6 separate regions of the Mus musculus genome follow, and regions 2, 3, 4, 5 and 6 are each linked to region 1. Evidence: chromatin loops called from intact Hi-C (ENCODE). Cell type or tissue: heart. All regions are shown on one strand. Region 1 overlaps Cxcl12 (chemokine (C-X-C motif) ligand 12). Region 2 has its middle 150 kb from the start of 6820426E19Rik. Region 3 has its middle 7.0 kb from the start of Gm9946. Region 4 has its middle 140 kb from the start of 6820426E19Rik. Region 5 has its middle 5.7 kb from the start of 6820426E19Rik. Region 6 has its middle 47 kb from the start of Gm9946.

Region 1 (4,000 bases):
CGGAAGTCAGATGAAGCATGCGTTTGGAGGCAAGCAGAGAGCAGGAACGGCTAGGAAAGGGTCTCTGAGCACAGCTTCAGGGATCACTTCTAAAGGAAGCTTCCCGACCCTGGCACTGAACTGGATAAAGGAGCCTCCCTCTGCCGGATCTTGTGTTGACTCAGGACAAGGCATCTGTCGAGGAGCGCCCCCTGCAGGACAAGCCCTGCAGCGTTCCTCGGACTCTGCTCTGGTGGAAGGTTTCTCTCTAGGGCTCCCTGCAAAGCCACCGTCTATAACTGTGCCCAGAGGCCCCAGGGCAAAGAGAAGCTCCAAAGCAAACTGAATACAGCCCTTGAAGTAATCACTGCTTTTTAAAATGAAGATGAGGATGAGGAGAATGGGGATGAAGCTAACTGGTTAGGGTAATACAATTCCTTAGAAAAACCCCAGTTATAAAAGCTCCATTGTGCACGGGCGAGGGCAGGGATGAATATAAGCTGCAATATCGTACCATATGCTATGGCGGAGTGTCTTTATGCTGGCAAACCTTAGCATGACCCCAGTCAGTGCTGTCCCGCCGGCCATCCTGGCCAGGGTTCAGGCCCTCCTCCCCACCACTGCCCTTGCATCTCCCACGGATGTCAGCCTTCCTCGGGGGTCTACTGGAAAGTCCTTTGGGCTGTTGTGCTTACTTGTTTAAAGCTTTCTCCAGGTACTCTTGGATCCACTTTAATTTCGGGTCAATGCACACTTGTCTGTTGTTGTTCTTCAGCCGTGCACTGCCAAAACACAAGGGGAGAGACGCTGTACAGCCAAGCGGGAGAAAGCGATCCTGTGGGCTCACCCAACACACCCAGCTAAAGGTCCTCACTGCAGGGCCCAGCTGCTGCTCCCGGAAGCTTCAGTTTTGGAAGACATAGCACTTGAATCGTGTTGGGACCACCACCGCAGAGTTAGGGACGTGCTAAGGATGTCTCCCAGGGGACACAGAGAAGAGACCACAGTGGAGGCATTTGAGCTTCTGGCCAAGTTGGAGCTTGGCAAGTGAGGAAAGCTAAAGGAAAAGGAAGGACGAATATCCCACAGGAGTCAAAGTGCCCAAAGGGTGTGGAGGAAGAACCACCCAGAAGGCGCGGATGACTGATATCATGGTGGGGGGGAGGTCTTGGAAAATTCTGGAGAGTGCCAGAAGCAGCCTAAGAACTTTTGACAGAGCACCTTGATAGTACATGGGACAACCTTAAAGGTAGCTCTGGAGGAAGACGGCAGGAGTCCAGAAGGGGAGGAACAGGGCAGTTCAGGTGGGCAAGGAGCAGTCTAGACAAATTGTCCAATGGTTGCCTGAGCGCGTTTACAAGTTCACAGAATGCTTCAAGGTCTTAGCTTTGTGGATTTGTTAATTGACGCCGTGTTCTTTCTCCCATCCCTAGAACTTCCTAATGGGCAGATGAACCGGTGAGCTTAGCTCTGGTTATTTTCCATCAAGTCCTGGATGCCAGATAATTAAAAAACCAAAACCAAACAAAAACCAAAAGCAACCAAACAGAAACTACGGGAGACGACTCCTCTCCAGCTGGTGAACTGTCTTCTAGGAAAAACAAATGCCTGTTCAGTGTCCTAGGGACAGGTAACCCTCTTCAAGCAGGCTGCCCTGCAGTTGACCAGTCGTTCAGAGGGATGTAACTTCAACAGGGATCAGGGGTGTCAGTCTGGATCCTGCCATTTATTAACTTAGTGATCACCCAGAATCAATAGTTGTATTTGACCCTCTAAGTTCAAGGGCCCTTCCCGGGACAGTGCACCAGCACAGCCTATTCAAACGTAAACTCATCATCTTTAAAATCCCTTTCTCGGGAGAGTATTGTATTTTAATCAAAACAGCAAAAATAATATTCATCATCTAGGTCTCTAAAGCCTACTGTACATAACACAGCAGCGGAGGCTGGAGAGGAAGGCTGATGAGCACAGAAAGTCTGAAGCAGTCACCGTTGGGTGACAAAGCCGTCAGGCTAGCATTGCTCCAGCTGCTGCATCCTTATACTGTTGTTAGTGTTGAGTCTCCCGAGGATGGGAACCCCTGCTGGGGGGCAGTGAGCAGGACAGACTAGCACAGGACACATCTCTGCCAAGTCTACCAGACTCTGAGTGAGATATTCACATCATTTATACCTTTTTTGGGCTTTTCTTATTTCCCAGGTAAATTTAAATCAAATACTGGCAGCTACCATCACACTCCAGCAAACTCTAAAACTCTAAAACAAAAATGACCTCTGAGCAAGTGAGTGCAAGTGAGTAAAACTGAACCCCCCCCCCCCCCGTGCCATCCGGGTCTTGTAATTTTTTTTTCTATGTGAGAAAGGATTAACTTTGGACACCAGAACCTTGAAACTGACAAGACAGACCCAACTGTCAGCTGAGGGCTGACCTCCATCAAGTCCATGGCTTTTTCTGTAGAGAGGCGGCCCACTGTGCTGCAAGAAACAGCTTGGAAAGCAAGAGTGAGAAACACTGAGGACATCAGGGCTCTGGGGAACAAAAGTATCCTTTGAAACCCATGTCTGATGGCATATCAGTGTCCCCGTGGTGGTGGTGGTAACAGCTGCCCCTAGTTATGCCAAGTCCGAGGCTTCTATACCATGCTCCTCTTTGGGGGATGGCGGCTAGGACTTACACAATCTGAAGGGCACAGTTTGGAGTGTTGAGGATTTTCAGATGCTTGACGTTGGCTCTGGCGATGTGGCTCTCGAAGAACCGGCAGGGGCATCGGTAGCTCAGGCTGACTGGTTTACCTAGAGGAGGTGTAGAGAGAAAAGTGGGGCCAGTCATTATCTGCCTGGTGCAGGGGGTTTGGTGGCTCTTGTGGGGAAGACTCAGGAACATCAGCAGGAATGGTTACAGAAAGTTTCTTGCAAAGACCATCCCCTCGGCCAGGGATCACAGTGAGATCTGACTGGGCTCAGCCTCTAAAGGACAAAAGGACCCAGGAGAAGTGGGGTGGCAGAGTTCTGGGCTCCCTTGTGGCCCTCTGGTGCAGGCCTGGAGGTGGGGGGCTTCACTTCTACCACCTGCAGTTTTCCCTCCTCCCACTCACCCTATCCTAAGCCCTGGAAATCACAAAAGAATCCAGAGGGGAGGACCCGGATTTACCTTCTATCCAGCTTTTCCCAAAAGCTGGGGTCAACCGTGGCTTTTATGGTCACTACCTGGATGCCTAGGCCTCCTGGATCCTATTACCAGCTTTGTTTGCCAATTCACCAATTTGCAAAATGCTATAATTGACACTCATTAGTGTAAATTAGCAAGGGGCTCCTTTAGAACCCCCCCTTAAGAACCACCCTTTAAGTCTAGAATTGCAAACCCTGAGGACTGCTGGATTTGTAGCTGCTCCCCCAACAACAGGGTTTTATCCTAGCTCTACTGAGCATCCCCAAATGTTTCAATTTATGGGTCTTTTCACCAAAGTTTAAAAGTATGACTGAGAATAGTTAGCCCCAGGATTTTAAGTTTGCTTATTTAGAGTTCCAGGAGACTTCTGGGTATTCTGAAGTTCACTGCCTTTGGGAAGCAGCTGGAGAAGTGGACCGAATTAAATATATGATGGGATTATCTTCTTCTGCAAGCATTATTTAGCTAAGGGATGCATGCCCCAGGAAGGGTAGTGTCTTTAGACTCTAAAGCATAGGAAAACCAGACTTCAGGTACAGACCAAAGTCTAATCCAGCTCTGCTGCCACCCTGGACTTGGGAATCTAGAGAGCTTGGCTTAGGGAACCAGGGGTCCATTCAATCTAACAAGCCTGGCAAGCCTGCTGCTCTGGGTTTAACCAAAGAAGCCTCCGGTGTCTACTATCTAGCTTCTGAGTTGGAGTAGCTGATGGGAAAAGACAGGAACCACAGCAAGGTTAGCCGTGCTGCAACTTGAGGGCTGTGTAAGATCAGAGGGCACACAGGCACTAGGAGGTAAAAAAGTTCATTCGGGCAGCACAATGGGGTCCTGCCTAGAGAACAGGTCTGATCCA
Region 2 (4,000 bases), 180 kb before region 1:
TTTCCATTTGAATTCATCTTAATATATTTTATAATGCCTCCTAGGTTCTTTCTTTAATCTGTGAGTTATTTGAGCAGTATTATTTAATTACCACATTACTATGAATTTCTCAAATTTCTTTTCATTATTGATTACTAATTTTATTTCATCCTCATTAGAGAGTCTATTTGTCTGATTTCATACATTAGCAGCTAGCAGGGCTTTTTATGGCATCTTGTAAATTCTACTATCTTTCAGGTACACTTGAGAAAGATGTACATCCTACCACTGTTGGATGAAATAGATGAGCACAGTGTCTGGTGTGACTGAGTTGCTTACTGTGCTCTGCAGTCATCTTTTTCCCTGTTGCCCTAGTTGCTGTAAAGGGAGGCTTTAGTCCTGTGAGTTGTTATATTGAACTATCTATTTCTCCTTTCAGCTCCTATAGGTTTTCTTCAAGTATTTTAAAGCTATGATGTTAGGTGCATGAATGTTTATGTTTTTATTTCTTTATAGTGAATATTTTTCATAAATCACATTTATCATAGAGTATTTTTCATTATTAATTTTTGTCTTAGGGTGAACAGATTATTAGACAGATGTTCTAGTTGTTCTTCAGTTACTAAGCTTACAATACAGAGACAAAGTTTGGAGCTGTGATGAAAGGATGGACCATCTAGAGACTGCCATATCTGGGGATCCATCCCATAATCAGCTTCCAAACTCTGACACCATTGCACACACTAGCAAGATTTTGCTGAAAGGACCCAGATATAGCTGTCTCTTGTGAGACTATGCCGGGGCCTAGCAAACACAAAAGTGGATGCTCACAGTCAGCTATTGGATGGATCACATGGCCCTCAATGGAGGAGCTAGAGAAAGAACCCAAGGAGCTAAAGGGATCTGCAACCCTATAGGTGGAACAACATTATGAACTAACCAGTACCCCGGAGCTCTTGACTCTAGCTGCATATGTAACAAAAGATGGCCTAGTTGGCCATCACTGGAAAGAGAGGCCCATTGGACTTGCAAACTTTATATGCCCCAGTACAGGGGAACGCCAGGGCCAAAAAGTGGGAGTGGGTGGGTAGGGGAGTAGGGGAGGGGTATGGGGGACTTTTGGGATAGCATTGGAAATGTAAATGAGGAAAATACCTAATTAAAAAAAGAATACCCCCCCCAAAAAAACTGTTCCGGAAGCTTTACTTTCAAGCTTTATGTTATTATTGAACTTAAAATATGTCTTTCATGGTAGCATCTAGGTGACTGGTGTGACGCATACACATCTCTTCCTTCTTTAGAATCTTCTTTTGTGTCAAAACACTTTTAATTATATCATTTAATCCCTCTTGCATTTTATTTTGCTATATTTTATTGAATCAATTTTTAGAAGCTGAGAATTACAAATAAGATGTTGAATTAGTTTTAGTTTGGAAAAAAGAGAACACTTGAAAATTTGGTAGATGATGGTTGATAGTGGCACAAAATATGAATGAAGTTAAAGCCTTTGTAACAGTTGCCTTCTGCTGCTGTGATAAAAAACATTTTGACTAAAAGCAACTTAGAGGAAAGACAGGTTTATCTTGGCTCACAGCAGTGACTCTCAACCTTCCCAGTGCTGTGATCCTTTAATAGAGCTCCACATGTTGTGGTGACCCCAACCATAAAATTATTTTGTGGCTACTTCATGACTACAATTCTGCCACTGTTATGAATCAGAATGTAAATATATGATATGCAGTATATCTGATGTGTGACCTCCAAAGGGTTTCTGACCCACAGGTTGAGAACCATTGTCTTACAGGTTACAGTTCATCATCAAGGGAAGCTGGGGCAAGAACAGAAGAATAGGAAACCATGGAGGAACAGCACTTGCTGACTTGCTGGCTAGCTCACACTTTGCTCTATCATTCTTATATAGCTCAAGACATCTGCCCAGGGGATGATGCTACCCACAGTGAACTGGGCACATTGAGTTCAAATAACAATTACGATAATCCCCCACAGGCCAATCTTATCTATATAATTTCTCACTTGAGACTTTCCTTTCAGATGACTCTAGGCTGGATCAAATTGACAAGCAAAGCTAATTAGGCCTGCCACTGAACTTAGCTAACTTGAGTTATTATGACATGGCAACTATGTAAATCAGATTGAATCTTATTCTGTAAATTTCCTGTTGTTGATACTGTTTGCTGTTTGTTAGTGACTAAAATCTAGCTAACCTTTGGGTAGCTGGAGATTAGACAGATTTCCTTAAATGTCTTGAAGAAATAAGGCTTCCACTCTTGTCAAGCTATGTTAGGATATGTCTTCAGTGTCCCTGCTCCTGATAACTGTCCCTTGGGCCTCATTTAATGATTTCCTCTCAACAGTAGCCAAAGTTGAGAAGTTGGGTTCTTTTCAGGTCTCTCCTGGGTGTGTACCGAGCCCATACACAAAGCCTTCAGATTCCCAGAAATATGTCAGAGCTTTTCAAAGCCACTTATGGGCATCCCATTCTCCAAGTTTTCCTTTGAAATATTTTGGCTAGCCTTGCTTTTGCCCAACTATTGTTCAAGTAGCCAGGATGTTAAACAATTGAAATGATTTTTTTTTTCACAAATGCCTGGAGACAGGATTCTATTCATTGAGAAAGTCTTAAATTTGGTCAAATAAAAATAAACTCTTTAATGAAATTGTTTCATGGAGCTATCAGATAGGTGAGGTAGGAATGACAAGGTATTTGGGGCATCCAGAACCATCCTCATCTGTTATATCATAGAAGCTCCATGACATTTTCTGTATTTCCCACAGATCTGTGGCTTCTGGTTTCCGTAGTTAGTGAAGATTGGGAAGAGAAAATTAAAATGCTTTGAAAGATCTCTTTTTATTGAGTTCTAGGCATCTTAGATACCTGAAAAAGTCAATTTTGACATAGTTTTCCATGAGTAGAGGATTTTAGGATCTTGTTTTCTTCACAATTTTCCCAGGATAGGCATAAAATAATAATAGAATTGATCATTTATAATGAGATATTACCATCAGTAGACCAAGTTCTCCAATTGGCATGGTGGCACACACTGATAATTCCAGCATTCAGAAGGCCAAGATGGTTAGACTATAAGCTTCAGGTCAGCCAAGTCTATATGACCAGACCTTGACTCACGAATAAAAAAGAAACAATAACAACAAATTAAACTAAAATAATTATGAATAACATTTTAGTTTTCCGACACTGTAATTCAGTAGTAAGTAAAAGAAAAGAAAAAATATCACTAAGGATATTTGAGCAACATGAAGAACAGAATGATGGGTAGAATTTCATAGGATCCTGCATCTAATAGTAGCAGGAGACTTGTTCAAATACACATTGAATATTTGTAAGGGAAGACCATCTTTTGGGCTCAAGTACCAATATCTTTATAAGCATTTTTTTCTAGTGTTGAGACTTCTAAATTCTTTTTTCTTCATTTATTAGTTCTTCAAGATTTTTGTTCAATATATTTTCATCACATTCACCCTCTCCTCATATTTATCCCCCACTTTCCTACCCACCAAAATGTGCATACCGTTTCTTTAATTAATTAAATAATTAATTACATCTCAAATGCTGCTCCCTCCCACTCTCCCCTCACAGAGTTTCTCCCCCTATCTCCTCTCCCCTTTGCCTCTGAGAGAGCACCCCCTCCTTGGTATCCTAACACCCTGGTGCACCAAGTCTCTGCAGGATTAGGTGCATCCTCTCCCACTGAGGCCACTCATGGCAGCCCTCGGCTACATGTGTGCCTGGCGTCTCAGACCAGCCAATGAATACTCTTTGGTTGGTAGCTCAGTCTCTGGGAGCCCCAAGGGGTCCAGGTTAGTTGACGCTATTGATCTTTCAGTGGGGTCGCCATCTCCTTGTGGGTCTTCAATCCTAACTCTTCCTTAGGAGTCCCTGACCTCTGTCCAATGTTTGTCTGTGAGTAGCTGTATCTGTCTCAGTCAGCTGCTGGGTAAAGCCTCTTAGAAGGCTGCTATGCTAGGCTCCTGTCTGCAA
Region 3 (4,000 bases), 380 kb before region 1:
CATGAAACAAAATTAATTCTCAATATTATATTAAAACATAATAAAATGCCTAAATTTTTGAAACTGATCTCATGCTTTAAAATCATTAAATTAATAATAATAACTGTACTTCAAATACCACCACCAGCAAAAACTGAGGATTAAGTGGCCAGAGAACAAGGCAGCACAGAATATTCTTTATAATTTAGAGAAAACGGTCAATTGACATCACTTTATTTTGATAATAAGAATTAGATGAAATGGATTTGAATGCATATCCATTAAGCATCATTAATAAAAGAATAAAAAAAGTAGATATAATTTTCAAAATCACAAAGGAAAAGTCAGAATGAAAAAAAAACCTGGCATATGAAAAGGTCTATTAGAAAGGAAAATAAAATAGCAGAAATAAAACCAAGTATATGAATCCTGTTACGAAAATGATTATGATGAATTTTCATCTTGAATCAGAGAATTTATATTAGGTTAAAAAAATCTAATAATTGCATTAGTGTGCCTAGTCAATCCAAAAATACTAAGATAAGGCAATAGGAAAAGATACAGTGGGTGAATTCAAATACTAGGAGAGCAACAGCCGGGCCCTGAACAGGGGACAGAATGGGACTCATGGTTGACTTAGTCAATATAGTAACCATGTTAATTTATTTAGCTAACAAAAGGATCACCAATGGCACTGTAACTTTGCATTCTTCACTGGTGAGTATAAAGAATTGAGTGTAGTTAATCAGAGTTTAGAAAACATGAGAAAGGACTGATACTATAGTGAGGGTGACAGATCAGGTGGACAGAAATAGTAGGTTCAAACAGCATCAGCCACTTGTATAGCCCGGATGGGGAATACACAGCTTCTCTACATCCTCATGGAGCCACATCCTCACGGAGCCACATCCTCACGGAGCCATGTCCTCAGGACATGAATTCCCCCGAGTAACTACACTCCCACCAGTGCCCAGCTTTGGCTCACAAAGACCAGCCAGTGCTTTTGCAAGGTCCTTGGGTGAGGGCTATTGTCATAGGATATTAATGGAGTCTGTGATGAGCATGTCACACGATATGAGGCTGTCAGCATGCACTCAAAAGAGAAGCAGAGAAGCCGGGGACTAGTCACGAGTGCAACTCAACCCCTATACACCCGTTCTTCCGTAGCCATGGGGTTCCCCAGCACTGATGCAATCAAATGGAGTTAGTGTCGCCAATAAGTAGCGTCTCCAGTTTGAGCAGAGCATTGGTTTCCATAGATTCTCACTCCCTCTTGGGTTCCAGGCATGTGGATGTGTTTCTGAATGCTGCTGCCATGGTGTGTGTGTGTGTGTGTGTGTGTGTGTGTGTGTGTGTGTGTGTGCCACTCTCAAAGGCCCCTGTTTAGACGAAGGGATCTTCATTGTAAGTCCTAAACAGTCTTGCAAACACACCCTTGTCATCTAGGCAGGTGCTGGTACTCAGCAGTGAGACCTTTGCAAAGTGATGTCTCACAGCCACAAAGGAGCTAGCTCAAGGGAACGTAAACACCCAACATGCAGTGTGTTGTCAATTAGATTTAGCTTTTTCTAGAGTGCTTTTTTTTTTAATGCAACGTATGGGGTGCACACCTATGAAATAAAAATCGACTTGGCTTAGCAGCAAGCTTAGAATATGATTTCAGGAGTGAGGTGCACTCAAAATGTGACCTGCACGATGTGGTCCCCAGCCCCTTTTTGATACGTGGAAAATGTAAAGATAGACTGCTTTGTAAGCTGCCCATGTAGCATCTTGACAATTACTGGGACTGTGTCTTAAGGGAGCTGGCCTGTCCTCATCTACTTAGTTGAGTCTGACCAGGAAGACTGAGGACCAAAGGTACCTGCAGTTGTTCGAGCCCCACTTGTCACCTGCTATTGAGAGTGACCTTCACCTCTGCCCTGCCTCTCCCCTGGAGAGGCTTGTCTGGATTGACATATGCACACAATCTCATTGTTAGCTCTGTTTGATTTAAATTCATATTGGCTATTTGCAACCATATGATTTCATTCCACACAGCAGTGAAACTTTTTTCTCCAAATATGGACTCCCTGAGTGGTAATGAATAGAGTGGCCTGGGCAGAGGAAACGCAGCCTCCTCCCCGGGTTATTCCAGGGGAAGCCTGGAAGGAAGCAAGCCTTGCTATTTCAGGAAAGCTGATGGGTGCTGCAGCCCAGGCTGCACTGCAGGGCTGGGGCTGGGCGGCAGCTGTGCTCCATCTCAGCTTCAATAGACGGGAGCTGCCAGGTTTACATTGTTTAAACACTTAACTAAATTAGCCATGAAAAGAAGGATGGGAGGAGCCCGGGTTTGTGAGGGAATTCAAGCCTTTCTCTGGCTTCACACATTTAACCACACATACACAGCATGGGATTGCTGGTGGCCAGAATATCTAATTAATATGAGCTCTGGGTTCACAGAGAGATGCTGCCTGAAAGAATAAGGCAGAAAGTAATAGAGTGGGACATCCAATGCCCTGGCCTGGCCCCTGTGTGTGCCTATAGGTATGTGCCTATAGGCGAGCATGCATGCACACACTCACATACACACCACCCATACCACACACACACACTCACACACACACACACTCACATCATGCCCCCAACCCCCAAACACACCCTTACACCCTCTCACCCCCCCACACACACAAGAGAGAGAGAGAGAGAGAGAGAGAGAGAGAGAGACAGATTTTTTTTCAAAAAATTTCCAGATGAAATCTGTAAGACATGGTGTGCACCTTATAGCAAGCTGAAAAGAAAAAACCCAATAATAATAACAAAGATGGCTGCTTCTGGAAGCTGTACCTTCTGGTGACAGGCCAAGGCTCTAGGGATCTGGGCTCACAGGCTGAGCCGAGTGCTGGTGCCACACTTCAGCTCATCAGTGAGGGCTAGCCTGGGCAGCTCACCAATGAGGGCTAGCCTGGGCAGTGAGTTGGAAGCCTAAGGATGAGAAAGCAGGGACTCCAACACGGTGGATAAAAACACTCAAATGAAGGTCGAAGCTGGTGGGTTGAGTGCTCTGAAACACTGAAGGCTCTGACCTGCTTACTGGATTTTTGGTTTACCTACAGCTATCCAGAAGACAATTGATGTAAGAAGGCCAAGTGCGGGCTTTCTCAGTTAAGATTGTGTCTAGTGGATGTCCATGGAGCTCTGTTGTTGAACTTACAGTCTATCATATGTTAATCAAAAGGTTGACTGGAACCACTGGCATATTTATCTGTCATCGATTGACTTCAACCAGGAAGCATGGGGGCAAAAGGTCCTACAGTGGCTGCAGGGCCACTTAAAATATGAAGCTATATGTGAAATGACAGAGTCAGGAGTGGACATAAACTTCAACATGGTAAACTGAGTAAAGGGGAAAAGGCGCTGCTTCCAAGAGTATGGAATGTATGTGTGGAAGAGTCTAAAGTTCAAGTCCACACATACATTCCATGAGAAAAGTATGTATGGGAGACCCGTGTCCAGTAGAGGCAGCATGCAAGAACATGGTGTGGCTGAAGCAAAGTGACTGATGGTCAGGAAGGGCCAGGGCGGGCTCCCTGGAGCAGCGCCAGCAGAAGTTGATCCGGCTCCCTCCAGTCCAGGGTAGTAAGCCCTGTGCCACTGCTAGACCAGCCCTGGGCCATTCATTGCTAGACCCTCCCTGGGCCGTTGTGAGACATGCCCTGGGCCATTGGGAAACATGTCCTGGCCCATGGATGAGGCGTTTCTGGTACCGTGAGTGGCAAATAGATAAGTCCCTCCCACAGAACTCAGGGAAGGGCCTGATCTGTTCAGTCCTCTTTCAGAAACACAAAAACCGCTTCCTCTGAATCACGACACGATCCTAGGTGGGAAACTTTCAACCTTCAGCCTGGGAGTCTTTCTAGGGACTGAATCTTGCTGAGGTGATGAGGGCATTTTCCGGCTCCAGTCTGTCGGCTCCCGTCTTCTGTGCTGAGGCCGGCCTCTTGGGACCTGACACCTGGACAGGTGTGCAGGATCCATGGTCCAC
Region 4 (4,000 bases), 180 kb before region 1:
TACTATATTAAATTATACCAAATAAAAAACTTTGTGTGTATTCATCTATATTTGCATGAGAATGATTCTCTTAGATTCACGATCTATTCAATGCTCCCACCACATGCATTAAGGTCAACATGAGGCAACGCAGAGAGGATGCGAGGTGTTGAAAATTGTAATTGTTCCTCTCAGAACTTCCTACAAAGTCTCATAAGCAGCATGCGATATGCAATTGAGTATTTTACACTTTACAGGGTTCTCTATAGGAACAGAACCAATTGTATATGTATATGCATACATATATGATGTATATGAATATATGGAGAGGTGGGTGGGATTGGCTTACAGGATACTGTTCCAGTAGTCCAGTAATGGCTGTCTCACACTAGAAAGACCAAGAATGCAGTAGTTGTTCTGTCTATGAGGCTGACTGTCTCTGCAGTCCCAATCTGGTGCTGGAGGACTGGAGGGCTCCTTGAGAGCTGTGGTCTTCAGTCTGGGTTGGAATCCCAAAGAAGTAGTCTCTAATGTCAGTGAAGGAAGGCAGGAGCAGCGGGACAGATGGACTTGCCAGCAAGGGCGAGGGCAGCAGGCAAAGAGCAAGTTTCCCTTCTTCCACGCCATTTTATCTGGGCTGCCACCAGAAGGTGCCACCCAGATGGAGAGTTTGTCTTCCTGCTTCCAATAATGTGAAAAAAAAATCCTTCATGGGAGGGCCCTGCAGCCTGGGCTTTAGTTAACTCCAGATTCAGTCAAGTTGGCAGCCAAAAATAACCATCACAAAAGATATTATGTAGATACATTAAATATTAGTATGAATTTTTCCTTTAAAAAACATGAGGTTGGGGATAAAGAGATGGCTCAGAGGTTAGAGTACTTACTCTTCTGGAGAAGCAGGCTTTGATCCTCAGAATCCATATGGTGGCTCACCATAGGAAGTTACATCTGTAACTTCAGTCCCAGGAGACTCAACGCCCTCTTCTGGCATTCTTGAAGAATTTCACACACATCGTACACAGACACACATGTAGGCAAAATACCTATACACATAAAGTAATAAATTAAAAAAAAACTTAAATGCCAGGTAGAATCCCCTACTAATAGGTCATCATGTGTACCACCCTTTAGGATAGTCACCACAGAGTGGTGCACCCAGGACCTTTTCTGTTATCCTCTCCTTTAAAATTCATCTGAGTAAAATTACCAATAGCCTCTGAAAGAAGATGACACTGACTCTGTTGTTTGTCTTCAAGGTCACTTGCCCTGTATTCATGCCAGAGTCGGGGACAAGGCAGCAGACAAGCAATTGAGTGTGAGACTGTTGTAAGCATTTATATTCTTGGAATTCCTCCTGTTACCAGGGGTGATATAGAAGTTCTACAATGCCATTGGGCTGGGACTGCAGTAATTCTATGCTGTGGTTTGACATCTATGCCATAGTTTACAAGCCCACGCAAGAAACTTACAGGATCATTATGACCAATAATGATTTGGAAAATAGTCTAATGTATTTAAAGCATCTATATTTAGAACATTTAAGCCCTAAAGATGTCTATCTATCTATCTAAACATATAAAACAATCTTATATATATTATTATATACTATATTTATTATATAATTGTATATATTATTACATAATTGTATAATTTATTATATAATTATTATATATATTGTATTTATTATATGTCATATATTATGTATTATATATAATATATATTAGCACTAACTTTTAAAAGTCAAGTAATCCCAGAAAATCTCTTAATTGACACAGTGGTGAGGGAATGAAAGGAGAGATTGGTGGGAGAAGAAACCCATAACGCAACCACAAAACAATTTTAAAAACCTGACTTTTAAAGGCAGCCAAGGGCAGATGTCTGTTCTGGATGAGATGACTTAGCTTTTAGTTTCCTGTTTCTCTCTGCAGGGCTCAACTATAATCATTGGCCATAGCCCAGGACCGACTGCTTGAAGACTCTGACAGATGGTAGGTAAAAGGTGAGCTGGCTAGGGACTGGGCCAGGAAGAGCAGCTCTGCCCAAGGCCCTCTGTCCCAGTCTTCCAAGAGAGGAGGTGTTCTTGCCTCACAGATGTTCATTCTCTTCCAGGTCAATGGAGATCCTCTAAGTATGGGGGTGGGAGGAAAGGCAAATATAGCATTACCGACAAGATGAATAATATGGTCTCTACTGGAAATCATCAGCCTGTCCTTTTTCCATCCATCTCTAGACTTCCTTGACCAATAGATATTGAAACCAGAAGAGGACAAAGCTAGCCCGAGGCTACCACAGATGGCCTACTTAGGATGCCTCTCTGATTCACAAGGGAGACCCTTTCTCCAGCTTGAAACAGAGAATTGACAAATTAGAGATCAATCTTCAAAAATAAGGAGCAAATAAAACGTCCCCGGATAGAAAAAAAACTAAGAGAATATGTTGCTAACAACATATCTGCACAGACTGACTGGCATGTTTTCACACACAAAGATAAAGATGAAGGAAGAAACAAGAACTACAGGAAGTGCAAAACCATGCACACGTAGAATACTCTTTGTCATATTTGTAACATATATCTGATGACTTAAAACAAAAAATTGAAGTGACCATCTGATGCCCAAAATGCAATGTGAAGACCAAGCTCCCATGAAGAGTAAAGATGACATATTCCATCTTTGGTCACTGGCAACCTGATGCCTGTCACATACTGTCTCCTACATCCCAGAGAATCTATGTAGACACAAACATGAACAAAGCAACTCCAGGTGGTTCGAGATCCTTAACCCAAGATCTGAAACTTTGAAACTGCCCGAGCAAAAAGTAGAGAGTGTGCTTCAAGAGATAGTACAGGTAAAGACTTTCCAAGAAGACTCAGGAAATGATACATTACTTCTCTAGCTACAGTTCAAGCACAACACTGGTGGAGAATGGAGAAAGTGGACACCGTTCAATTTCTGTTGGCTTGAGAGGAAATGCTCTCCCAACCCCCTCCTGTATTAAGCTGTTAGATAGAGGTTGGCTGCATTCAGATTCGTTCCTTCTGTTTCCAGTCCCTTTGGGGCTTTCATAATGAAGAGATGTTGGATTTCATCAGAAGCCTTCTCTGCATCTCTTAAAATAGCCTACATTTCTGTCCCTGAGTCCACCTACATCACCTATTACATTTAATGATTTGCACATGGTGAACCATCTCTGCATCTCTGGAATGTGGCCAGCTTGACCATAGTGAATCACCTCCTTGAGGTTTTCTTAAACATTTGGTTTGCAAATATTTGGAGAACTTTTGTCTGTGTGTTTCTTTTTCCATTGGGTCTTTGTCTTGTTCTCCTGTCAGGATAATACTGGCTTTGTCAAAAAGGTTTGACAGTGTTCCTTCCTTTGCTATTTCACAGAATAGTTTGAGAAGTAGAATTCAATAGTGAATTCATTTGGGTCTGAACTTGCTTTCCCAGTTGGGAGACTTCTTATAACTGTTCTAATCTCATTGTTTTATACATATTTATTTAAAATTAATATTTTATCTTGGTTTAATTTTGGAAGTCATATTCAAGTAGAAATTCTTCCATTTCTTTGATATGTGTCAATTTAGTGGAGTATACGTTTTTGAGTATGTCTTTATAATCTTCTGAATGGTCTTGGTATCTGTGGTAATGTTTCTCTTTTCATCTCTGATGTTAATAATTTGGATCTTCTCTCATTGGTTTTGTTGACCTAAGGGTTTGTTGATCTTGTTTATATTTTCAAATAACAAAGTCTTTATTTCATTAATTGCTTCTCTTATTTTTTATCTCTGCATCATTAATTTCTTTCTGATCTTGATTATTTCTTCTTATCTACTCATTTAGATTTGGCTTGTTCTTATTTTTCCAAGATCCTAAAATACATCATTTAATTACCTATTTGAGTTCTATCAGACTTTTTGATGTCAGCTCTTGTAGCTATCATTGTATCACATAAGTTTTGACGTGCTATATTTTCATTTCCATTCATTGCTAAAGTGTCATTCAATTTCTTAATTTCTTCA
Region 5 (4,000 bases), 320 kb before region 1:
TACAGCCTCCTGCTGGGGTAGAGCCTGCATCCCTTTCTCTTTAATAATAGAATGGATCCAATTTGCCTGAAACAGAATTGTCTGTTTCCAGCTTGCGGAAGCTGCTCCTGTCAAGGGGTTTGACCATCCTGTTGGAGAAGGGAGTCTGGTGAGTCAGGGGTCAAGCTAGCAACCAAAGGGGACTCTGGGCATTAGTGAAGCTGCCACCAAACCCAGTGGATCCCACAAAGCAATCTCTGTGCGCCAGCCACGTGTCCCAACAGCAGCCCCACTGCAGGCTTCAGGCTTCGGAGCAGCTGATGCTAATCATGCATGTTGGACTACTTACGGATTTCTCCAGTGCTGGGGGCTGGTGGAAACCCACATGCGAGCACATGTAGGGAGAAGGATGCTTGTCCTGTGTCCTTTCTAGTCCAATGAAGGGATAAACTAGCAAATAATTAAATGTGCATTTTTCTGTTTGCTTTAACAAATTTAAGAAAGCCAGATGTAGTGGTTTAACGCAATTAGCTTTCAGTTTGGTAGGTCAGAGGACCAAAACAGGCCTCAATGGGCTGAAGTCAGAGCATTGGAAGGGGGGTTGCTTCCTTAGGAAGTTTCAAGGGGACATGTTCTCATCCTCTCCAGCTCCTGAGAATCCCTGCATCCTTGATGCATGACCCTTCTTCTACTTCTGGGGGCCATCAGGTGTCTGACCTTCAGATCTCTTTCTGCCCTTCCCCAGCATCCTCTTTCACTCAGGGGGCCACTGCCAGCCTCACTGATGCAGCCCAGGATAACCACTTATAAAGTCTCTTGTGTTGTGTGAGGAAAGCATGTTTATCAGCCAAGAGTGTGTAGATTTTGGATGTGGTCTTCAGGGCCACGGAAGAACTACTGTGCTTGGATTCTTCATAAACTGGTTGTTCTTGTCTGACCTGCTCCCTCCTTTAAGATACTGCATCTGTCCCAAAGTGACCTTGACCCAGTGACAGGTTGAAATGTGGTATAAAAGCTCTGGCACAATGCCAGTCAACTCCAAAGAATCACTTCAGCCCAGAAGTCCCTGCAGAGCTGCATGTGAATTCTGTCTGCCTGCACCCTGGGCTTACTGGACATAGTAGGTTTGGGTGATTTTTGGTACACAGAGTTGACCCCTTCTGCCTTCACTCTACCACGTTCTGTTCTAAATTCAGTATAGTTCTCACCCTTCAGTCCTGGACAGCGGCCTTATGGATTACTCAGAGCTTCCTGGGTGCTGAGGAAGTGGGCCTGAGCACAGAGTGAGAGAAAGGCCAGGGGCAGAGTCTCTGAGGACATTTGTGCAGAGAAACCTGCTTGGTCTCTGCTGGTAATGGGCCAGAGATGCTCTGGCCTCCCATCTCCCATTTCCTGCCTCATCTGGTCCAGTACTGAGTGGTACAATGTCCTTGACCAGTTTCCTTTTGGAGCCCTGGCACTTTTCAGCAAGAGTAGTGGAGATAATGGCAGCCAACCCTGGTCACATTTGCTGCAAACAAGACCTGGCTTTATTATGTATTTTTATTTTTGCTTAGAGTTAATGTTTTGGTTTTTAGTTTTTACTAAACTCAAATCAGTTCCCCAGGATACGTTCCCCAGCCCCACCCAAACCTCAGATTCCTTCCTCTGGGCCTGATCTTTGTCCCAGTCCTTAGTGGAACAGGAGTTTGCCTTGCCAAAAGGTCTCCAGCTTTGGGCCAGGCAGCCTTGCAATGCTCCACCTTCCCCGAAGGACCCCCTAACTTCTCAAGGGGTTATCAGGATCTTTCCTAGACAATTGCCAGGGTCTTCAGAGAGAGAACCTTCTGAGAATTTTTTTTTTTTTTTGCCAAAGTCTTATAAAGCCCATGCTCATGCTGGAGTTGATGCATGTTCATTTTCTTACCTAGGTTGTTCTTATTGATTGACTTCTGCATTCGACTCTTCAGGCCATATGGAATACACACACACACACACACACACACACACACACACACACACACACACACTACACCATACACTTTGAAGTATCATTTTGGATGATTCTCTAGCCAGTGCTCTCCAACTCATTTGTTTTCCAATTCATTCATTTATGGTTTTTAACATTTCTCCTGCCGTCATGATGTTATATCCCCAGCAGCGAAGTACATGCACTTGGATTGCTTTTTCCTGGCCAAGCTGTCTGTGCAAAGAGCCATCAAAAACATGCTGGGCCCAGGAGGGGCTGGGACCTTGGCCAAGGAGCCCCTCATGGTAGGGCAAGCAGGTCCCAAGGAAAACCACTGGACTCAGCCAGCCAGATTTCAGTGAGATGACACATGTCATTCAGCAGTCCTGACGGAACATCTATGGGGAATCCCAGATCCTCTGCATGCGGGTAGGTGTATAACAGGATGCAGAAATAGGTTTCTTAGGACAAAAGGCAGCCTGTAGACAAGGAGGGGTGGCAGTGGGGGCTCCAAAGAAAACTCCAGTCATGAAGACCAAATACCTTCCCATTATGGTGGTTACTATGGGGGTTGGGGACAGAACAGAACAAAAATGACATGTGACCAGGAGGATATGATGAAGCCAGAGTCCTTATGTCTTGCTGATGGAAATGAAGCAACCATCATAGGTGGACAGTATGGCAGTTCCACAAAAATGAAGCACAGAGTCACCACACTATCTAGCACTTCCACTGGATTTGTCCCAAGTAGTTAGAAGTGAACATGTTAGGAGAACTTGATACCCATATTCATAGTAGCATTGCTAACAACAGCCATAGAGTAAGACCAACCCAAGAGTCTATAACCCGTGAAGAGTTAAGCCAAAAGGTGGTTCATAAATGCTTGTTCTTAAAAACAAAGGAATCCTGATACACAGTTCAACAAGGCATTATGCTGTTGGGAATAAATCAGTCCCAGAAGGTCTGTCAGCCCATTGCTCTGCTGCAGCTAGAATAGTCAAATTTATTGAGACTAGGGTGGAACAGTAGAGTCCAGAGACTAGGCCAGGAGCAAAATTGGTTATGTTGCCAGCACAACATCATGCATGTATTTAAATAAATGGTACACTTTAAACGGATACAAACAAAAGAATGCATTAAGAGAGAGAAGAGGTCAAGTAAAACTATGTCTCCAACAGACCCAAAGACTCATCCCCTGGAAAGGAAGAGACCATTGCAAAATCAAGCCATCTGGATGGAAGGCATATTGCAGCACAACAAGGCCAACCGGGTGCTAATGCACACAGGAAGCCGTGCTAGGCATCCTTAAAACTCTTGGGGTACATGTTCCCATTGAGTGGCCTTCTGTGAGGGAAGCATCAAAGAACAGGAAGAAGTGCGATGAAATCTAGCCCAGCAAATCAAAACTACTCTGAAGTCACCCCCAACATCCCAAAGGCCAGAGAAAAAAGCAGAGGCATCCACTAAAGAAATCCACACCAAGTAGCCAGCAGCCAAGTAGCAAGACCTCTACTGAAGGAAGTGCATGAGACAGAGGGAGTTAACTAGATGTTCTTCAGTTGAGGGATGGATAGTAAAAATGTGTTACGTATATATGGTGGAATTCTATTAGGCTGTAAAACAATGAGAATCATGAAATTTGCAGGTAAATGGGTGTCACTGGAAAATATTGTATCAGAGAAGGTAACCCAGTGCCAAAAGAACAAACAATGCCGCATGCTCTCTAGTTTTTTGTTTGTTTCTTTGTTGTTTGTTGTTTTTGTTTTTTGTTTGTTTGTTTATTTGATCCTAGCTCCAAAGAAGATAACTTGAAAAAACATACATGGTCCAGGGAAGTAGAAAGGAGCTGTCCTGGAAGGTGGGAGAAGGCACTCTATAGAGAAGGACAGGACACAGGTGCTGTGGAGGAAGGAGGGGACAGGTTGGGGTAATAGGGAGGGAGAGGAGAGTGGGGGGGGGATAACACTAAGGATGTTTGAAAACCCATAGCGAGACACACGCGCGTGCGCACACACACACACACACACCCCTCCTTGAACAGTTGTTTAGGGAGGGTTCTAGAGACTCCGCAGA
Region 6 (4,000 bases), 430 kb before region 1:
TCTCAAGTGTCTGTTTTCAGCAAAGCATCAGATGCCCTCTTATAAGACAGCATCCAGAAAAACATCACGTGACACAAGTGAGTTTTTAAAGAAATCAGAAACTTTCACATCAGGTCCTAATATCCATGGGTTCAGCATCTGTGCATTCAATCACATTCTGATCAAAATCAATGAAAAAAAAAATGCTGTCTATACTATCTATACACAACAGAGATAGACTTTCTTCCTTATTGCTATTCTCTTAATAAATTACATTATAGTAAAACGTTATCTAACATTTGCATTGTTTTAGGCACTGTAAGCCATTTAGAGATGAGTTAGAGCATATGAGAATGTGTGCAGGCTATATACAGACAGAGCCTTATTTTATATGAGATTTCTTCTCAGTGTGTCAGTCAGCTTTCCATCACTGTAACAAAATATCTGAGGTAAGAAACTTAGGAAGAAAGGTTTATTTTGGCTCATGGATTCGGAAGTTTCAACTTCATGCTGTAATTGGTTGTTTTAATCCTGTGGCAAGCAGCATATGATAGTAGTAGCATGTGGAGGAAGAAAATTGTTCACCTCATGGCAAATACAGAGGGAGAGAGGGAGAGAGAGAGAGAGAGGAGGGGAGGAGAAGAGAGAGATTGACTTAGGGTTCAAATACCACCTTTAAGGGCACAACTCCAGTGACCTAATTCCCTTTAGTAGGTCCTGCTTGGTCACAATATGATGCGGACTAAACCTTCATAATATGCACTTTCTGGGGGACACTTATGAAAAGCCATAGTCTTTAGATTTTTGGCACCTGTAAGGGGGTCCTGGAATTAGTCACCCACGAATACCAAGGCACAGCTCTAATTGTTGCCCAAATCTTGGTGGCCATAATTCTGTTCTCTAGATTCTGCTTCCCAGCACCAGGCTCTCCTTCAGGCAATGGCTTTTCTATTGCTTCCTCCTGGGCCCATGTGATTCCCCATCCCCTGAAGGCATCCCTTCTCCTTACTCTGCCCTATGGAGAACTAGATGCCATTGACCTATTGCTCTTCTGAGACAGTGTTGGTGTGTGGGTTAGTTTTGTCAACTTGACACAAGATGGAGTAATTTGGGAAGAAGGAACCAAAATTGAGAGAATGCCACCATTAGACTATAGGCAAGGCTGTGAACATTTTTTGATAAATGCACTTCTATCATAATTATCATTACTGTTGCCACCATCATCACCTCCTCCTCTTCCTCTTCTGCCCCCTCCACCTCCTCCTCCTTACCACTCTCTTCCTTCCTCCTCCTCTTCATCTTCTTCCTCCTCCTTCTCCTCCTCTTCATCTTCTTCCTTCTCCTTCTCCACCACCTCCTCATCTTGCTCCTCATCACTCTCCTCTTTCCTCCTCCCCTCCACCTTCCTCCTTCTCCTCCTCCTCCTCCTCCATTTTCTTCATTATCATCTTTCTCTTCTCATTTGTAAGTCTGAGCTCACAGACACATCAGCCGTAGGTGGGCTTGGTGGGTGAGCATGCCCTCACCTGGTCTGATGGATCTGGTTGGGATTTGTTTGCTACAGGAAGGCCACTGTGTGCAGGGCCTTGTTTAACCCGACTTTCTCTCTTTAGAAAGAGAATTCTCATCAGATGAATCATTCCTGACATGCTCGCTGGAGCCAGAGACTTTTGGCTCCCAAGCTGTTTACTGCGGCACTGACTTTGTCCCATAAGTGTTCTTAGGAAACAACAAGGGTCAGAATTGTCATTGTTTCGGCTTTAAAAAGCTGGAGACTTGGAGATAAGCCAGGGCTGGGTAGAAGGGTGTTCCTACCCATGGGACTACTCAGTGTCACACAGATCAACACCTCCTAGACTCCTGAAGCAACTTGCCTCTGTTGCCGAGGCCTGGCTGCCTATGTATCAGATAAGACACTTGCTCTCTGATTGTCTGAGAAGCCCTTGTTACTGTCCAACAAGGCCAGGCTGCTCATTTCCACTCACAGGTGTGATGTAACCAGTATGTAGGGAGGCCTTCCTCTGAAAACCTGGCTCATTCTGATACCCCCCATCGTCATCCTCAGGCTCCTGACACGTACTTTTTAATACAGTGTGCTTGGATGGACTGGCATATATTTCTAATGTTCGACTTGTAAGTCTCTAACACTAAGAACTATGATAATAGCATCAATGCTCTACCTGCAACTTGATTCAGAGCCTGCAGAGCCAGAGAGGACCATAGATCTCATGCTTTTCCTTAGCACTTGTGTACGATTGTAGGCCAGGTTCATCATGCTCCTTACTATGTGCACCCTTGAGGGTCGGCTTTGACCTTATCTTTCCATTCTTGCACTGATGACTGGATGCCTATGGCACCCTATTGTTTGTTCCAGGGTCCAACTAGTACACAGATGATGTTTATATGTTGATGTCAGCTTGCCTCATGTGGCTAGGGCTGTACCTTGTCTGGGTGGTGTAGAGCTGGTGTTTACACAGCAACGGTGTCATCTTCCCCCCAGCTGGCTTGCTTCCATCACCTTCCATCAGATCTTGGGCGTGAAGTGCTCTCAACAGAACATGATGGACCCAGAGAGGCAGAGGAGCAGTATAGATGGGGTCAGGGTTTGGATGCGGATAGGCTGTGTGGTATCCGGTTCTGCCTTTGCAGGCTGTGTGATGTTATAGCATGGCTCCAAGGGTTTCCGTCCTGTACACGTTTTGCTTGTTTCTAACCTTGGATAGGGATCCTTTGTTCCTTACTCCCCTTTCTTAGATACAGTCTCCAGGACATCACAGGCCATGGAGTTTGTCCTTCTGTCTTACACAGAAGTACATTCTGAGGCAGCTCTGTGGAGCCATGAGAACCTCTTCAGTTGTTCATAAGTCTTTGTAAGCAGCCCCTTTTTAAACTTAACCACTCCAAGGAACCAGAGAGCCACAGGGAAGAGGAAAATTAGACCATGCTTCCAGGCATGGGGCACCAAGGGCTGGCAGACCTAGTGCTGTGATGGTTGCAGAGGGAGATAAAGTAAAAAAAAAATGCCCATGAGACATGGTCCTATTTTTAGCCACGAATGGCTTGTCTGGAGAAATGGATTACATTCAGCACGTTGAGAGGTGGAAAAAGCCCAGTGCCTTAGCATGCTGAGTAACTCCTGCAATTCATCTTTTCCTCTTCCTCGCTCTTCTAGCTAAGCTAAAGCTTCCCACAGGAAACATTCTAAGATGAATACGTTCTGATGACCTACTGGCCACTGTGGGAGCATCCTTAGAGCGACTGGGTTACATCCCTGTGTTCTGCTGAGATCAGCTCTCAGTGGTTCTCATCAGAAGAGGGAGGTGACAGATTGTTAATTAGCCCCATAGACCTCCTTCTGACACCTCTTCCAGGACCCTGGCTGTCGTGGGCTCCTGAGTGTGACTGACATGGATGTTGAAGCTTCTTTTATGATAAACGTATGGAGATAGTGGGTGACAGCCATGCACAGGCCCCCAAAGTCTGTGGGGGACTGAATCAGGGATAATTGAAGAGCAGCAGTCTTACAAAGTAGGTGACAGTGTAGCCTCGCTAGCTGCAGTAGAAAGAAACCTTAAAGCAGGATGCAGCCTGGAGCCCATTCCAGTGGGCTCAGCCCTGACTGGGAAATGTTCTCGAATCATGAGAGCAACAGCCGAGGGTCAGGATCACAGCTTCAGATAAAGAGGGCCTCGTCAGTTTGCACTGTACATACAGGAATGCAATTTTAAGATGCTGGAGACAGGAAGAGAGGAGGGAGGAATGGAGAGAGGGATGGAGGGAGGAACAGAAGCCACAGATAGCAGGGGCACGGGGAAGGTGAAGAGTTGTTCTGACTCAGCAGTCGGGCAGTGCCAAGTCCCTTTCTGTATGACTCACATTGGGAATCCAGAGCAGGTGTTGTGGGCCAGTATTGTATAACCTGGCCTACAATGGACCTCAGGTTAGAGGTGAACTCTGAGTCAGAGGTACATAGTACTATGCAAGACAGAAATCTGGTCTGAGCCATACACTGGAGACTGGA

What was found. Hi-C counts contacts between places; a loop is a spot of excess contacts. Peaks named below come from ENCODE experiments on the same cell type or tissue, not always from the same donor. Only the 100,000 strongest peaks of a DNase experiment are listed, where the experiment ranks them.
Region 2: it touches region 1 in a loop (2.8-fold over the local background); 2 of 42 quality-filtered maps call a loop at or near these places.
Region 3: a loop joins it to region 1, with 6 times the contacts of the local background. A loop is called at or near these places in 5 of 42 quality-filtered maps.
Region 4: a loop joins it to region 1, with 5 times the contacts of the local background. A loop is called at or near these places in 2 of 42 quality-filtered maps.
Region 5: a loop joins it to region 1, with 2.5 times the contacts of the local background. A loop is called at or near these places in 4 of 42 quality-filtered maps.
Region 6: a loop joins it to region 1, with 3 times the contacts of the local background. A loop is called at or near these places in 2 of 42 quality-filtered maps.

Annotation. Positions count from the first base shown.
Region 1 is chr6:117,170,253-117,174,252 of GRCm38, reverse strand. Cxcl12 (chemokine (C-X-C motif) ligand 12) reads right to left here. Exons shown (of 3, transcript NM_021704.3): 2 at 2,654-2,771; 3 at 1-761. The coding sequence ends at 671. Among named protein-coding and RNA genes, the nearest start is that of Cxcl12, 3.7 kb to the right of the region's middle. In heart, a CTCF peak has its summit at 2,020; a DNase peak (open chromatin) is centred at 192; H3K4me3 peaks cover 1,188 bases; H3K27ac peaks cover 401 bases; H3K27me3 peaks cover 3,480 bases.
Region 2 is chr6:117,345,964-117,349,963 of GRCm38, reverse strand. No RefSeq gene overlaps it. Among named protein-coding and RNA genes, the nearest start is that of 6820426E19Rik, 150 kb to the left of the region's middle. In heart, no CTCF peak of the experiment used is centred here; a DNase peak (open chromatin) is centred at 2,373.
Region 3 is chr6:117,550,709-117,554,708 of GRCm38, reverse strand. No RefSeq gene overlaps it. Among named protein-coding and RNA genes, the nearest start is that of Gm9946, 7.0 kb to the left of the region's middle. In heart, a CTCF peak has its summit at 2,191; a DNase peak (open chromatin) is centred at 2,158; H3K27ac peaks cover 1,122 bases.
Region 4 is chr6:117,351,240-117,355,239 of GRCm38, reverse strand. No RefSeq gene overlaps it. Among named protein-coding and RNA genes, the nearest start is that of 6820426E19Rik, 140 kb to the left of the region's middle. In heart, no CTCF peak of the experiment used is centred here; a DNase peak (open chromatin) is centred at 1,969.
Region 5 is chr6:117,487,573-117,491,572 of GRCm38, reverse strand. No RefSeq gene overlaps it. Among named protein-coding and RNA genes, the nearest start is that of 6820426E19Rik, 5.7 kb to the left of the region's middle. In heart, no CTCF peak of the experiment used is centred here; DNase peaks (open chromatin) are centred at 1,322 and 1,612; H3K27me3 peaks cover 656 bases.
Region 6 is chr6:117,604,915-117,608,914 of GRCm38, reverse strand. No RefSeq gene overlaps it. Among named protein-coding and RNA genes, the nearest start is that of Gm9946, 47 kb to the right of the region's middle. In heart, no CTCF peak of the experiment used is centred here; a DNase peak (open chromatin) is centred at 1,744; H3K27ac peaks cover 1,002 bases; H3K27me3 peaks cover 1,607 bases.